Linked DNA regions of Homo sapiens: region 2 is linked to region 1. A link is an interaction called in ENCODE POLR2A ChIA-PET data of the cell type or tissue named here. Cell type or tissue: Caco-2. All regions are shown on one strand. Links, peaks and the distances in the headings refer to the core of each region. The heading gives the core; the rest is flanking DNA.

What was found. ChIA-PET counts read pairs that join two places held together with the same protein. Peaks named below come from ENCODE experiments on the same cell type or tissue, not always from the same donor. Only the 100,000 strongest peaks of a DNase experiment are listed, where the experiment ranks them.
Region 2: POLR2A ChIA-PET joins it to region 1 with 5 read pairs; 1 of 35 experiments calls an interaction of 5 or more read pairs at or near these places.

Annotation. Positions count from the first base shown.
Region 1 is chr17:44,539,186-44,546,147 of GRCh38, forward strand. No RefSeq gene overlaps it. Among named protein-coding and RNA genes, the nearest start is that of FZD2, 15 kb to the right of the region's middle. RefSeq lists an enhancer at 579-1,573. In Caco-2, for the core only: no CTCF peak of the experiment used is centred there; DNase peaks (open chromatin) are centred at 3,295, 4,076, 4,666 and 6,084.
Region 2 is chr17:43,763,496-43,770,457 of GRCh38, forward strand. It overlaps DUSP3 (dual specificity phosphatase 3), which reads right to left. Exons shown (of 3, transcript NM_004090.4): 3 at 2,630-6,319. The coding sequence ends at 6,114. Among named protein-coding and RNA genes, the nearest start is that of SOST, 8.2 kb to the left of the region's middle. In Caco-2, for the core only: CTCF peaks have their summits at 3,090 (motif pointing left) and 3,292; a DNase peak (open chromatin) is centred at 3,109.

The DNA of each region.
Region 1 (6,962 bases), core at 1,296-6,295:
CTCCCCTTCTCAAGCACCCCGAATCTCTGCACCACCAATTCACCCTCAGATCTGTTTCTTTCTTTTTTTGTTTTGTTTTTTGTTTTGTTTTGTTTTGTTTTGTTTCCCCCGTCGCCCAGGCTGGAGTGCAGTGGCACGATCTCGGCTCATTACAACCTCTGCCTTCCAGGTTCAAGCGATTCTCCTGCCTCAGCCTCCCAAGTAGCTGGGATTACAGGTGTGCGCCACCATGCCTGGCTAATTTTTGTATTTTTAGTAGAGACGGGGTTTCACCGTGTTGGCCAGGCTGGTCTCGAACTCCTGACCTCATGATCCGCCCGCTTCGGCCTCCCCAAGTGCTGGGATTACAGGCGTGAGCCCCAGGTCTCTTTCTTAAAATGTCTTTTCCCTCTATCTTTCCCCTCCCAGTGATCCAAAAGCTACGCCTGATTTGGAGAGGGGGTGGCAAGTGGGAAAGGAGGAGGGAAGGGGCAGTGTGGATCGAGGAGGGGGTCACCCCCACCCTGACCCTGAGCACCCTAGGTTTGGCCCCTCTGGGTGCCTCCCTCTTTGGAGAACTCAGGAAGCCGATGAGCTAGTTTGCGAGCTGGGGGTGGGGCAGTGAGGAGACTGGGGAGGAGGGAGGAGAGGGGAGAGTGATGGGAGCCGCGGCTGGGAGGCTTCGGAAGGTTGAAGGCTGGGTTTGGGAGGTGAGGGCGAGCGTCCCTCTCAGCCCCGTGGGGGGATATGCAAAGAATTGCTAATTGCAACTAAACGAGGCCTCGGCGTGGGGGAAGGGGCAGTCTTGCGGCTGTCAGGGGCTACCGCCTCTTTGAGTGCCCGGGTAAGGCCAGGCCAGCCCGCTCTTCTCATGTAAAGCAGCTTTTTGTCTGGGGGAGCCAGGGCTGGGGCCAGGGGCTGGGGAAGGGGCCCAAGCCATCAGCAAGTTTCTTGTTCCCCAGAAAGGGAGAAGGGTGCCGAGGCCTCCTCAGAGTGAGAATGCCCCCCTCCTTCTCCACTCTCAAGCTTTTTATGTGGGGGTTGATGGGGTGCTGCCCAGCAGGAGGGGGTGGGCCTGGGATCCCAGTACCCCCCTTGCTGGACTGTGGGAAAAAAAAGAGCACAAAGAAGGGGGCTGGCCCCGCTGAGATGGGAGACGGGGCAGCTCTGATCCACGGATGCCCTGAGGCTGAAGTACCCATCCCTGGATCCCCTTCTAGAGAATGTCCCCATTGGCCATGTATCTTATCTGGTCATCTGGGCCCATTTCAGACTTTCTCACCCACTTTGCAAACCCTCCCTAACCTTTGTACTCTGAGGAGATGGATTTTGTGAATCCAAGTTAGTTCCTAACTGAGCCTAACTAGAGGGAGAAGAAGGACTCATACCTTTGGGGAAATCTTTGCTCTAAACATAGGGACCTACGAATAATGCTTCCAGACCCTGGGGCCACATAACCTGTTAGAGACCCAAGAATCTTGCTTTCTAATTCAGATGCCCCCTTTTATGAGCTTCTATAAACTTGGGCAAATTATATCAGCTATTGAGCCTCAGTTTTCTCATCTGTAAAATGGGGACAATATCATCCTCTCAAAATCCTTGTGAAGATATGGAAAGATGCAACGCATCCCGTATGGCAGTCCCTGGTTCTCAGTGTGTCCCCTCCCCTCCCCTGGAACATCTATCAAAAGGATGGATACACACACACAAGCACTTCAGGGATAGTGATACCTCATGTCCATATCACACTTTGCAATTTCCACAATGCACGTGACATCTCTTTCTCTTTTTTCTTCTTTTTGAGACAGAATCTCACTTTGTCGCCCAGGCTGGAGTGCAGTGGCATGATCTCGGCTCACTGCGAACTCCGTCTCCTGGGTTCAAGTGATTCTCTTGCCTCAGCCTCCTGAGTAGCTAGGACTACCACCCACCACCACTCCTGGCTAATTTTTGTATTTTTAGTAGAGACGGGTTTTCACCATGTTGGCCAGGCTGGTCTCAAACTCCTGACCATCAGTGATCCACCCGCCTCAGCCTCCCAAAATGCTGGGATTACAGGCGTGAGCCACAACGCTGGGCCACATGTCATCTCTTAATGATACACTATCTAATCAATGGAACAGACTCTTCTTTTCTATATTTGGTGAAAAAAATCAAGATTCCAAGAGCTTAAGTCAGATCCCCTGACACCTCTGCCAATGCTCATCCCACTCCATGGTGTGGCCTCAGGGATCCCATCTCACAGACTAGACAAATGGAGCCCAAGGCCAGAGCAAAACCAGCCGGAGACTGTCACCGTCCAAGGTATCACCCAGGGTTTCTCAATAGCACAGCTTGTCTTAGTGGCCACCTGCACTCTTCTCCTAAATCAGTGCTTGTGTGGAAACTTTAGGACCATGTGGGTCCCCTTCTCTCAGCTCCACACTGGGGTCCTTGAGAAGCAGAGGGCTGGCTGGAGGATAGGAAGGGTTGTCCCCTCCCCTCCCAGCAGAAAACCTCTGGGATGACACCTTCACTCTGAGAGGCAGCGGGATGACACGGATAGAATCGCTGGGCAAGTCAGTTCTTTCCCTCCTCCCTTTTCCTGCTAGAAGTCCACTTCTTCATCGAGAAATGTCTCCTCCGTTCCTTCCCCCCTCTATTTTGGGGGCCCCGGGGTCTAGCTCCCCATCCCTGTGTGTCGCTCCGGCTGGATCCCCATCCTCCCAGCCCCTCGGCCAAGTGGAGGATGCTGATCTGACTGCCTCCTGCCAGACACCTAGGGCCTCCTGCTCCCAGAGGGTCTTGGCCAAGGGGCTCTGGCGCTGGGCCGGTGCCTTTCTCACTGCCCGGCTCCCTCCTCACAGGCCCCTAATCCATCTCACCCAGCAGGAAGCCCTTAAGCTGCCTTTTCAGCCGCCTTCCCCAGCCCGCTGTGGGCTCTGTGCCTTTCTATACCACCCTTGGCAGGAGCTGTGTTATACAAGCTGGAGAGAGAGGCCCCTGCAAAGAGGTCATCGTGCCTAAGGCGGCTTCCAGCTCCAGCAGCCTCTCCTCCCTGGTCCCCTCCCCAGGGTTCCCCCACTGGTACACTGCCTGGCATCCCTGGGCACTGACAGCCCTGGCTGACTCACATCAAAGCCCCAGACTGGGTCCAGGTGAGAGGAGGGATGCTAGGGGGACAGTGGGCAGAAGGCCAGGGTCTGGGGAAGTGTGGCAGGCATGAGGGGCTCCTCTGGCTCTGTGCCATCTGTCCTTTTGGCTGGTGTCTCCATCTTCCCTCTGCTTCCAACCCCTGCCCTCAACTCCCCAAAGCCCATTCACAGGTTTCTTAGACTCAGTTATGCAGCCCAGACAGGGCTGGGAGAGCGTGTGCCCTGGAGGCCACCTCAACTGAATGTTTCAGACAGGAAGAGAGAGAGGCCAAGGGGGTGGGGGTGGGGGCAGGGGCGCCAACAGTTTCTTTCTGTCTTCCTAGGTTGTATTTGGATTTGGGCAATTGCTTGTCACTCTTGGGGCACAGACCTCATAGCTTGGATCATTCTGGGGCAGGCTTAATTTCACACCCCCAATTTCATAGCCCCTGCAAGTATACTCTCGCTGGTTCTGATGATTTTTGGTTTGGAAAATGGTTCTTTTTTTTTTTAGATGGAGTCTCGCTCTGTCGCCCAGGCTGGAGTGCAGTGGCATGATCTCGGCTCACTGCAACTTCTGCCTCCTGGGTTCAAGTGATTCTTGTGCCTCAGCCTCCCAAACAGCTGGAACTACAGGCACCTGTCACCACACCTGGCTAATTTTGTATTTTCAGTAGAGACGGGGTTTCACCATGTTGGCCAGGCTGGTCTCAAACTCCTAGCCTCAAGTGATCTGCTCACCTTGGCCTCCCAAAGTGCTGAGCCACCGTGCCCTGCCTGGAAAATGGTTCTTGTATGACCTGGTCCTTATCTTGACCTCAACCTTTCCCTCCCCTCTCTCTCCAGGAAAAAATATCCCCCCACCGCCCCTACCTAGGCCCCTTCTCCAAGGCCCAAACCCCAGTCCTGCCTCCACTCCAGGAAGCCAGCCTTTTGCTGGCTAGAAGTGGTTAGAGAAGAGTTGGGGGTGCCTCTGGGAGGTCTGTTTGTAGTTCAGATTCTTCTCATTCCAGGCTCAGCAGGCTCTCTCTAAGGGAAGGGCCTGGGATGGGGGGCGGGGATCCTTGGGGCACCAGCTGCAGGGAAGGAAAGCTTCCCGGGGAGAGGAGGGAAGTGTTTTTCTTCCCTTCCTAGTGACCCCCATCCACAAGGTAGGAACTGCCTCTCCTGGTTCCATCATTGGAGTCCCCCCCACAAGCTGCCCCAGCATTCAGGCTCCTCCCAAGGGGCCTGACAGGAGCTATGGAGAGCTGCGGCCCTGATCTCTTTCTTCACTTCTGAATGAGTCCATTTCTACCCTTTTGGGACCCTTAGAGATGTTTGGAAGAGTTTGGAGGAGGGGCACTAAGGTATGCACAACCAGATGCTTGCAGAGTGACTGGGTCAGCCCCAGCTTCAAAGAGGCTATATCAGTCTATCCCCAAAACTGAAGTCCCTTGTAGATTTTTTCTTTCTTTAACCAGTATTCACATATTTGTCCCTCTAGACTACCAACCCTTAGGCCTCGAGATTCCTCAAGGATTAATCAGTGATCCAGTCACGGGAGAAAGCAACCAACCCCCAGGGTCTTAGAAGTCTGACACCTGCCCCAACTCCCCAGCAAACTTCCTTCTCCAGCTGCCTCTGCCTGAGAGCAGGAAAAACCAACACTAAAGGCTTATATTGAGCATCCACTATGTGAAGTCACTTACCACTTCATCTTATCTTCCCCACCCTTCAAGAGAAGATTAGTGTCCCTATCTTATCGATGAAGAGTCAGAGCTTCAGAAAGGGAGAGTGACCTATCTCAGGGAATGCAGTGAGGAAGCAGAGCTGAATCCATTGAGTCCAAGTCCAGGACAGTGGTCTGCCTAGCATGCTGCCTCGTGACTAGGTCTGCCCTAGGTGCCTGTGTCCAGGCTCCCAGGCTGACCTCTGGCTAATATTCTGCTTCTGGGTTACAAAGCAGCATGTACCATCTGAGCTTCCTTTCCCAAAGCAACTGTCCCTACAAATCCAGTTTCTCTTTCAGTCCTCACTTCACAGGGAACAGGACAGACTTATTGTGCCCATTCTTCAGATGGAGAAACTGATACTCAGAGAAAAGATTCACTGAAGGTCAGAAAAGTATTAAGCACCAAGACCAGGACACGAGCATTCAGGTGTCCTACGTCCACTTCATGGGTTCTCACGATGATGTCAGATTTATTTGTCACTTCACCCCTTCTCAGATTGGAGATCAGAATAGATTTGTTTTTGTTTGTTTTGTTTTGAGACAGGATCTTGCTCTGGCACCCAGGCTGGAGTGCAGTGCTGCAATCACAGCTCGCTGCAGCTTCGACCTCCTGGGCTCAAGAGGTCCTCCTGCCTCAGCCTTCCCAGTAGCTGGGATTATGGGTGTACATTACCATGCTCAGCTAATTTTTTTTTTTTTGTAGAGACAGGGCATATTTGTAATTAAATGTGGCTTTGAGAAACTAGATACTTGTCAAAACTGGAGACTAGAAATCTGCGTCCTAGAAACCTTGCTCATTTTTCATCCTCAGAGCTGAGCTTCTCCCCTCCCTAAGTGTGGGTTTCAGAGGCAGGGCAGAATGTATGGAAAGGGAATTGGGCTCGCTGTCCAGGGCAGGATGCTTGTGTCTCTAGATTACCCAGCTCAGGGAGTTCTTCAGACCTTGCCCTATTTACAGAGAGCATTGATTCATTTAACAATTTTTTCTTGGGTGCCTATGATATGCAAGGCACTAAGGTATGCACAAAAACTAAGACACAGCCTCTGCCCTCAAGAGATTATCTTGTTGGGCTGTGGGGAGGCTGTAGTTAGACATATGTAGGTAACACATGCCACATGCTAAATGCCATAAGATAAACATCAACTCAGGGAAAGGACAGGGGTGGTATCAGGGAAGCACCACAGAGAAGGGGACTTCAAGGATTTACAGTGGTGGAATGGCTCTAGGTATTTTATCAAAAAAAGAGATTCAGGCCAGGTGCAGTGACTCATGCCTGTAATCCCAACAGTCTGGGAGGCCGAGGCAGGCAGATTGCTTGAGCTCAGGAGTTCCAGACCAGCCTGGGCAACATGGTGAAACCCCATCTCTACCCAAAATAGAAAAAATTAGCCAGGCATGTGTCTGTGCTCCTAGCTACTCAGGAGGCCAAGATGGGAGGATTGCTTGATCCTGGGAGGTCGAGGCTGCAGTGAGCCGAGATCGCATCACTGCACATTCCAGCCTGGGTGACAGAGTAAGACTCCGTCTCAAAAAAAAAAAAAAAGATGCAATACATATAGACGAAATTAAATTATGGCCCCACAAAATTAATATGTTAAAGCCCTAACCCTCAATGTGATTGTATTTGGAGATAGGGGTTTTAGGAGGTAATTAATGTTAAACGAGGTTGGAGGGTCCCCACCCCTAATCTGATAGGATTGGTGGCCTTATAAGGGGAACAGAGAGAAACCTCTCTCTCCCCACCTACACACACCAATGATAGGCCACATGAACACTGAGAAGGTGGCCATCTACAAGCCAGGAAGGAAGCCTTCGCCAGAATCCAACCATGCTGGCATCCCGATCTCAGACTTTCAGCTTCCAGAACTATGAGAAAATAAATTTCTGTCATTTAAGCTATCCAATCTGTAGTATTTTGTTATGGAGCCCAAGCAGACTAAAACAAGCAGGAAACTAGGTGTTTGTGAAACTTGGATGGCCTGGAGGAGTAGACTTTGTCACGAAGCCACAGAAATGACCCTCCAGTAGAAGCTGCTACCTCTGCCACTAGCAGGTAGGGGGATCAAGAGGCTACCATTGGGACCGGTTGCAGTGGCTCATGCCTGTAATCCCAGCACTTTGGGAGGCCAAAGCAGGCAGATCACTTGAGGTCAGG
Region 2 (6,962 bases), core at 1,225-6,224, 780 kb before region 1:
CGCATACCATGGAAGAAATAATTTCCGCATCCAAACAACTCCACTACCAGATGGAAGGTGATCAATGCCACTGAAAAAAAGGTTCAGATGCTTTTTTCTAAAAAAAACTTTATTTTTTTTCTGGAGCACTTTTAGGTTCACAGCAAAACTGAGTGGATGGTACAGAGATTTCTCATTTATGTCCTGTGCCCACACATGTACAGCTGCCCCCGTTATCAACATCCCGCCACCAGAGTGGTGCATTTGCTATGATTGATGAGCCTACATGACACATCATTATCACCTGAAGTCCATGGTTTACATCACAGCACTAGTGTTGTACATCCTATGGCTTTGGACAAATGTATAATGACATACATCTACCATTATAGTATCATACAGATGGGCAGTATTTTCATTGTCCAAAAAAACTATCTGCTCTGCCTATTCATCCCTCCCCGACTTTCCCCAACCCCTGGCAACCACTGATCTTTTTACTGTACCTTTATTTTTGCCTTTTCCAGGATGTCATATAGAGTTGGAATATACCCATACATAGTCTTTTCAGATTGGCTTCTTTCAGTTAGTAATATTCATTTGGGGTTCCTCCATGTCTTTTCATGGCATGAACAGCTTATTTTTTTTTTTTAGCACTGAGTAATACTCCATCGTCTTGATGTATCACGGTTTATCTAGTCACCTACTGTCATCTACTGAAGGACATCTTGGTTGCTTTCAAGCTCTGGCAATTATTAATAGAGGTGGTATAAACATTTTGTACAGGTTTTTTGTTTTGTTTTGTCTTAAGACGGAGTCTTACTCTGTCTCCCAGGCTGGGGTGCAGTGCCGTGATCTCAGCTCACTGCAACCTCCGCCTCCTGGGTTCAAGTGATTCTCCTGGCTCAGCCTCCCGAGTAGGTGGGATTACAGGTGAGCACCACCACACCTGGCTAATTTTTGTATTTTTAGTAGAGAAGGGGTTTCCCCATGTTGGCCAGTATGGTCTCAAACTCCTAACCTCAAGTGATCTGCCCACCTCAGCCTCCCAAAGTGCTGGGATTACAGGCATGAGCCACCATGCCCAGCTGTGTGCAGGTTTTTATACGAACGTTAAGTTTTCAAATCATTTGAATAAATACCAAGGAGCATGACTGCTGGATTGTGCAATAAAAGTATGTGTAGTTTTGCAAGAAACTAAACTGCAAACTGTCCTCCAAAGTGGCTGTACCATTTTGCATTCCCCACTGAAACAAAGAGTTCCTGTTGTTCCACATCCTCACCAGATGCATTTTTTCAAAAGGACAATTTTCTTATGGGCCTTCAAAGGAGAGAACAATCTCTTTCCCCTGGGGAGGATCTGGGATCCTTATGGTAAGATGTGGCATTTGGACCAGACTTTGAATGACAGGCCAAATTTGGAAAGTATATTATGCTCCTTTGACTCCTTGGGATCATAGAATCTTTGATCTGGAAGGACTCTCAAAGGTCATCCGGTTTCATTCTCTACTTGGTTCTGGAGGAGGCCCCTATCTCTAATTAATGGAAACTGAGGATTCTCCTTATTGGCTGCATTTTAAAACAGATTTTGCTCCCACTTGTAGGTGGTAAAAAGGAAATATCTGGATTAGGAGGGCAAACTTCTGCTTTTAGGCAGTACCCTGCATTGAGGGATGTCCAAATCACCTTGTCTTTATTTACACATCCATACACAATGGAATGCTATGTAGCTGTTAAGATGAAGGGGGTAGAACAATAAAAACAATAACCATAATATAAGCTAAGCAAAACAAACAACAAAGCAGAGATATCTCTGTATATACACACGTATGCACATATGTGTGCTTATATATGCTTGACATTTTCCTTTAAGGATATGATGCTTATGGGGAGACAGATTGAAGGAGCAAGTGACTCACTTTTCCGTATAAGCCTTTTGCATTGTTTAAGTGTATTACTATGTACATATAGTATTATTTTTAATGAAAAATTTTTTAAAAATTATACTTAAAAACTTTTACCTGTTTTATATTTTAGTGCTCTGCCTTAAGATTTTGTGTAGAACCATAAAGATTACATTGTCAGAGTCTTGACAAACAGGAAGCGAGTCCAATTGCTTCATGTGATAGAGGGAATGGGAACCTCGAGAGGCTTTCTCTGCCCAGACTTCTGTCTGGGAGGAAAAGGCAACTACTTTCTCTAAGGTTTTTTATTCAAAGGAACATAGCACCAATAGTGGAATTTAAGGCATCTGGGGGAAGGGGATATGTTTAGGGACTGTTCATTTGCAGGATCACTCAAATCTCAAAATGTCACCCAGTCATCACGTGAGGCTACCTTGAGATGAACACCCTAGTCCCCTGCTTTCTTAGAAGCACAAACCTTACCTCCTTCATTCAGGACCATTATGGCCATTCTACCTAAGAATATTCCTACCAGAACATTTCTGGTACTGGAAAGGTGTTCATCAATATCTACTGCATAAACAGTGCCATCATGGAACCTATAACTAGCTCAGAACGGCTATGTTTTAGATGATTATTTTTAAAAAGTTAGAAATCGCAAATATAAAAGCTAAGCCCAAACAAAAAAAGCTAAGCATAAAAACGTAAAAGAATACCAACTGTGATAAGAAGGACAAAAAAACAATACCTTTGTAATGTAAGACATTTATTTTGGCTAAAGTTCTGGTGTTTTAACACTGATTTGTGATACAACGGACATTAAACTTCCTTTTAAAAAGAAAAAAACAATTTGGTAGCTCTCCCTTTTCTGTCCAGAAAAATTCACTCTTTCATAATCAAATTACCCTAAAATTTGGTGGCGTTAAGAGGCAACAAAAGTTAAGCTTCCAACGAATCTGTTCTCTCAACCGGAAATGTCTTCTATTTCCAATCAGGATAAAACCTTGACTTACTTGCAAGGACTATCACGGTTAGCCCTTCAGTGATTCCTGACACCAGTTCTGTGAAAAAGAAAATTTCCTGCGAGAAAAGCTCATGTCTTCATATTGAAGATCAGTACTTTTTTTTTTTTTTTTCCTTTAAAACAGTAGCATCTTAACTTGTGGCACAAAAGGCACCAACATTCCCTTTCCAAACCATCCATCACCATGGGTGGAAGGCAGCGCCACCTGCTGCCCATCATATTATGGCTCACATACCCATAATTTCCTTGCGGTGCTGAATTCCAAGTGGGGATTATTAGAGACCCCTCAGAGCCAAAAGGGGACCTTAGAGGTCTTCTAGATGAGTCCCCTCATTTGTAGGTGGTGGTTTCTGGATAACTCAGAGTGGCAGGGACACAGACGAGCCTGTGGAAAGGTATACTGCTTTAAGATTGAGAAGAAAACCATTTGGCGCTCTAATTTTGCCTGGATGGTGCTCTGTCAGTCAAAGAAAGGGAACAGGTCTGGGGAGGGGGTAAGGGCACCCTGAGTTCCTGTTCCATCACTTCCCAGGCAGTAGAAGGCTGTCCAGGAACAGCTCCCATCCGCAGCTGGGCATGTGTTGGCTCTTACACAAGAGACTTTAATTTTACTTGAAGAACTAAGAGCTAAATCTTGTTAAGTAAATACGGGGTTTCAGGGGTGAAGGACTATCAAGAAATCCCAAGTTATCAGCATAAAAGTAGTCCCAAAGTAAAGGCAGTAATTCTCCCAATGGCCTTTTCTCCCTCATGCCCCCACAGAGACTTTCGAGAGGTCCTAGTTAGCCAGCCACACCAACCTGCTGTGTTCGCGTAAGTAGCTGTGCCTGTCCCATGGGGTGACCACTGCCTGGTCATGGGAGGGGAGCCCCAGCCCCAGCTCCCTAGCCTTTTCCAGGAGCAGAGCAGAAAGCTCTACTTCGGGGTGCTACATCCCACCTGGAGAAAGAGCTGCACATTCTAGCCTATGAGGGACCCACCCTTTTCACTTGCTTCTCCGGGGCTGGATTGAGGGTAAGTGCAGTACACCTGGAGATCCCAGGGAGCCCCCTTCTTGAGAAAGAGTATCGTATGAAAGAATCCAGCTTCAGGGAGCAGCAAACCCAAAATCTTGCCCAGCTCCACCTTATGGAGCTGGACAACCCTGGGGGCCAGGCCCTTAATCATTCTGAACCTCAGTTCCTTTTTTTTAAAAAAGGTCACAATACAAGAACAAGCTCTACTAACTTTACAGGGTTACTGTGAGGCTCAAGTTAGATTAAGTTGGAAGGCTACCTAGAAGCTGTGCAGTGAGGTACCCAGTTTAGAGGATGGCCATTTCACTTAGGTGGGTTTATCTGGACACCTTTTTCACTATCTGGAGAAGAAGACACATACTGGTTGTTCAGGGCTGCTGTGGTCACAGAGAAAAGCGGACAGCAAATGACCAGGCTGGGCAGGGCTGCTTCTGTGTGATCAGAGACCTTCCCAGCCGGGAGTGAGGCCTTACGCCACACCTGCCTCTCCGTGTCCCAGCCAGGAGCTCCTGGCCAACTCTGAAAAAGGCACATTCCCTACCTTGGCATATTAACACTGCCTGAATTTAAATGTAAAACTGAGTTGTAAATAGTCAACAAAAGTCCCTGATATTTCTTTCGTTTTAGGTAAGACTCCTTCACAAGGCCTTGCGAGTGATCCTACCATGAATTCAGTCTTCTGGGAGCGTGACACACCCACCAGAACAATGCCCTATATATATTTGGTGCTCAAAAAGTGTTTACTTTCTTAAACTTTTATCAGACACCTATGTGCAAGGTGCTGGGGGCATGGCTGAGGACCTTCTCTTTGCCCAGAGTGACCCTGAAGATAAATAGCATCACAATCACTTTCCATAATAACAATAACGTAAAATCCTAACAAGACTGTATTTAAAACAAAACTCTTATATTCTGGCAAATGTGCATACACATGTGAGGGCTGGTGCATTCCAATATCATCCTTAGAAAGTCTTTTGAAAGGTTTATCGTGTTTGGGTTTTTTTGCTCTACCACCAATAAAGGATCCATTTGGACACTCCGCCATGTCTCATGTCTGCCTGGCTGAGTCACTTCAGGGATCCCGTGCTGGCACCAGAGAGCTGTAAGAGCCACCTGCAATGGGCAGGGTGTGTGCCTGGGACCTTTCACTTCCCTGCTTGTCTTCTGGCCGCGTTTCTGAGAGGCACGCCCCCCACACACATCCATGCACACACGCTGTAATTGGCCAACTTCCTCCTTCTGTTCTTGGAATAGCAACCGAGACAAAAAGCAGTTAGCACGAGTGGCTTGGGCTTGCCAACACTACAATTCAGGACAAAACCCTTGTAATTCTCCAAATGGTGGGGTTTTTAAATAGGTTGGACTTCAACTCCCTGTTTTCTAAAAAAGAAAAAAAAAAAAGCATGCCCAAGGCATCACTCTTCTCAAAAACGAAGTGACTGAGATAAGATCGAAGGGAAATATTCCAGAGCAGCAGATTCTGAACTCAAGGCTTCCAAAGATTCACATTTTGAAAACTCTATGGATTTAGGAGGGTTCTCCAGGTTTGCCCACAAGGCCTCTTTGTGTAGGGACCATTCATCCTAAGGAAATCATTCAAATGCAGCCTTGCTGTGGGAATCTCCATCCACTAATAACTGACGGACACCCCCACCCCAGCTTCGGACCTCAAGACGTGAGAGGGCTGCCTATGCACAGGGTGTGGAAGGCTGTGGGGACAGTGCAGGGCACAGACGTGGTGGGGAGAGTGGCCTGCATTTGCATAGTTCCTTTACTAGGGCTCAAGGTGTTGAGGTCCACACTCAAGAGAGGATTCGGGAGTTGGGGAAGGGAGGTCATGAGGGACCTCTGTGAGCATCTTAGGCCTTACACTTCCACACACCTCCTGCCGTGGGCCATCGGGAAGCATGCAGGCCACAGGCCTTCCCCCTCTGAGCCCCCATCTCAGGGAAAAGACATCATAAGTTACAGAAACAGGACAACTGGGGAGCAAGGACGCCCCCCTTGGCAAGCTTCTTTATGTGCTCCCCAGGGTGGGGAAAGTGGCCCAGGACTGTGTTGGGACACACTTGTAGACAAGTGCCTTGTGATGCTGGGAGCAGGGTACAGTGTGTTTCCTAAACATGGCAGCTCGGGACACCTTTGCCCACGGCCTCCCCCACGGACCTCTCGAGCAGAGGTGGTGGGGGTGCCCTAGGGTTTCAACTTCCCCTCCTTGGCTAGTCTGTCATTGAGCTGGCAGAGCTGGGCCAGGAAGCCATCGTTGGGGCCGATCTCACGGTTCTGCCTCACGATGCTCAGGGCAGACTTGACGTCCATCTTCTGCCGCATCATGAGGTAGGCGATAACTAGCGTTGGGGAGCGGCTATAACCTTCCCGGCAGTGGACGAGCACCCGGCCTGTAAGAAACAGGGGAGACGTGGTGAGCTGGGGGCGTCCCATCACACCATGGCGTTGGTCAAGACTCTTCCGTGAAGTGCCACTTAAAAGCACAATGTCACGCCACTGTGTGCCTGTCAGAATGGCTAAAATGAAAAGGATGGAAAACCCAAAGTGCTGGTGAAGATATGGGGCAACTGGAACTCTTCTGCGTGGCTGGGGGAGGTGAGGCGTGAATTGGCACAACCACTTTGGAAAGCTGTGCGGCACGGCGGTATCTCCTCAAGCTGAACACGTGCATCCCCTCTGGCCCAGCAATCCCACTCCCAGGCCCAGGTCCAATAGAGATACGCATTCACATTCACGAACATGGGCCAGAATGTTCACAGGCAACACTGCACATCATGGCCCACAGTTAGAAACCCCCAAAGGCCCATCCACAGTAGAAAGGACAAATACAAAGAATGACCAGACTGCCACTTAGCAGAAGCAACACGGAGGCAGCACACACATATGAGGTGGATGAGCCCACAGAGTAGGAAAGCGGGCAAAACCATCTGTGCTGTCAGAAGCCTGCAAGGGGCTGGGCACAGTGGCTCACGCCTGTAATCCCAGCACTTTGGGAGGCCAAGGCAACTGGATCACAAGGTCAGGAGTTCGAGA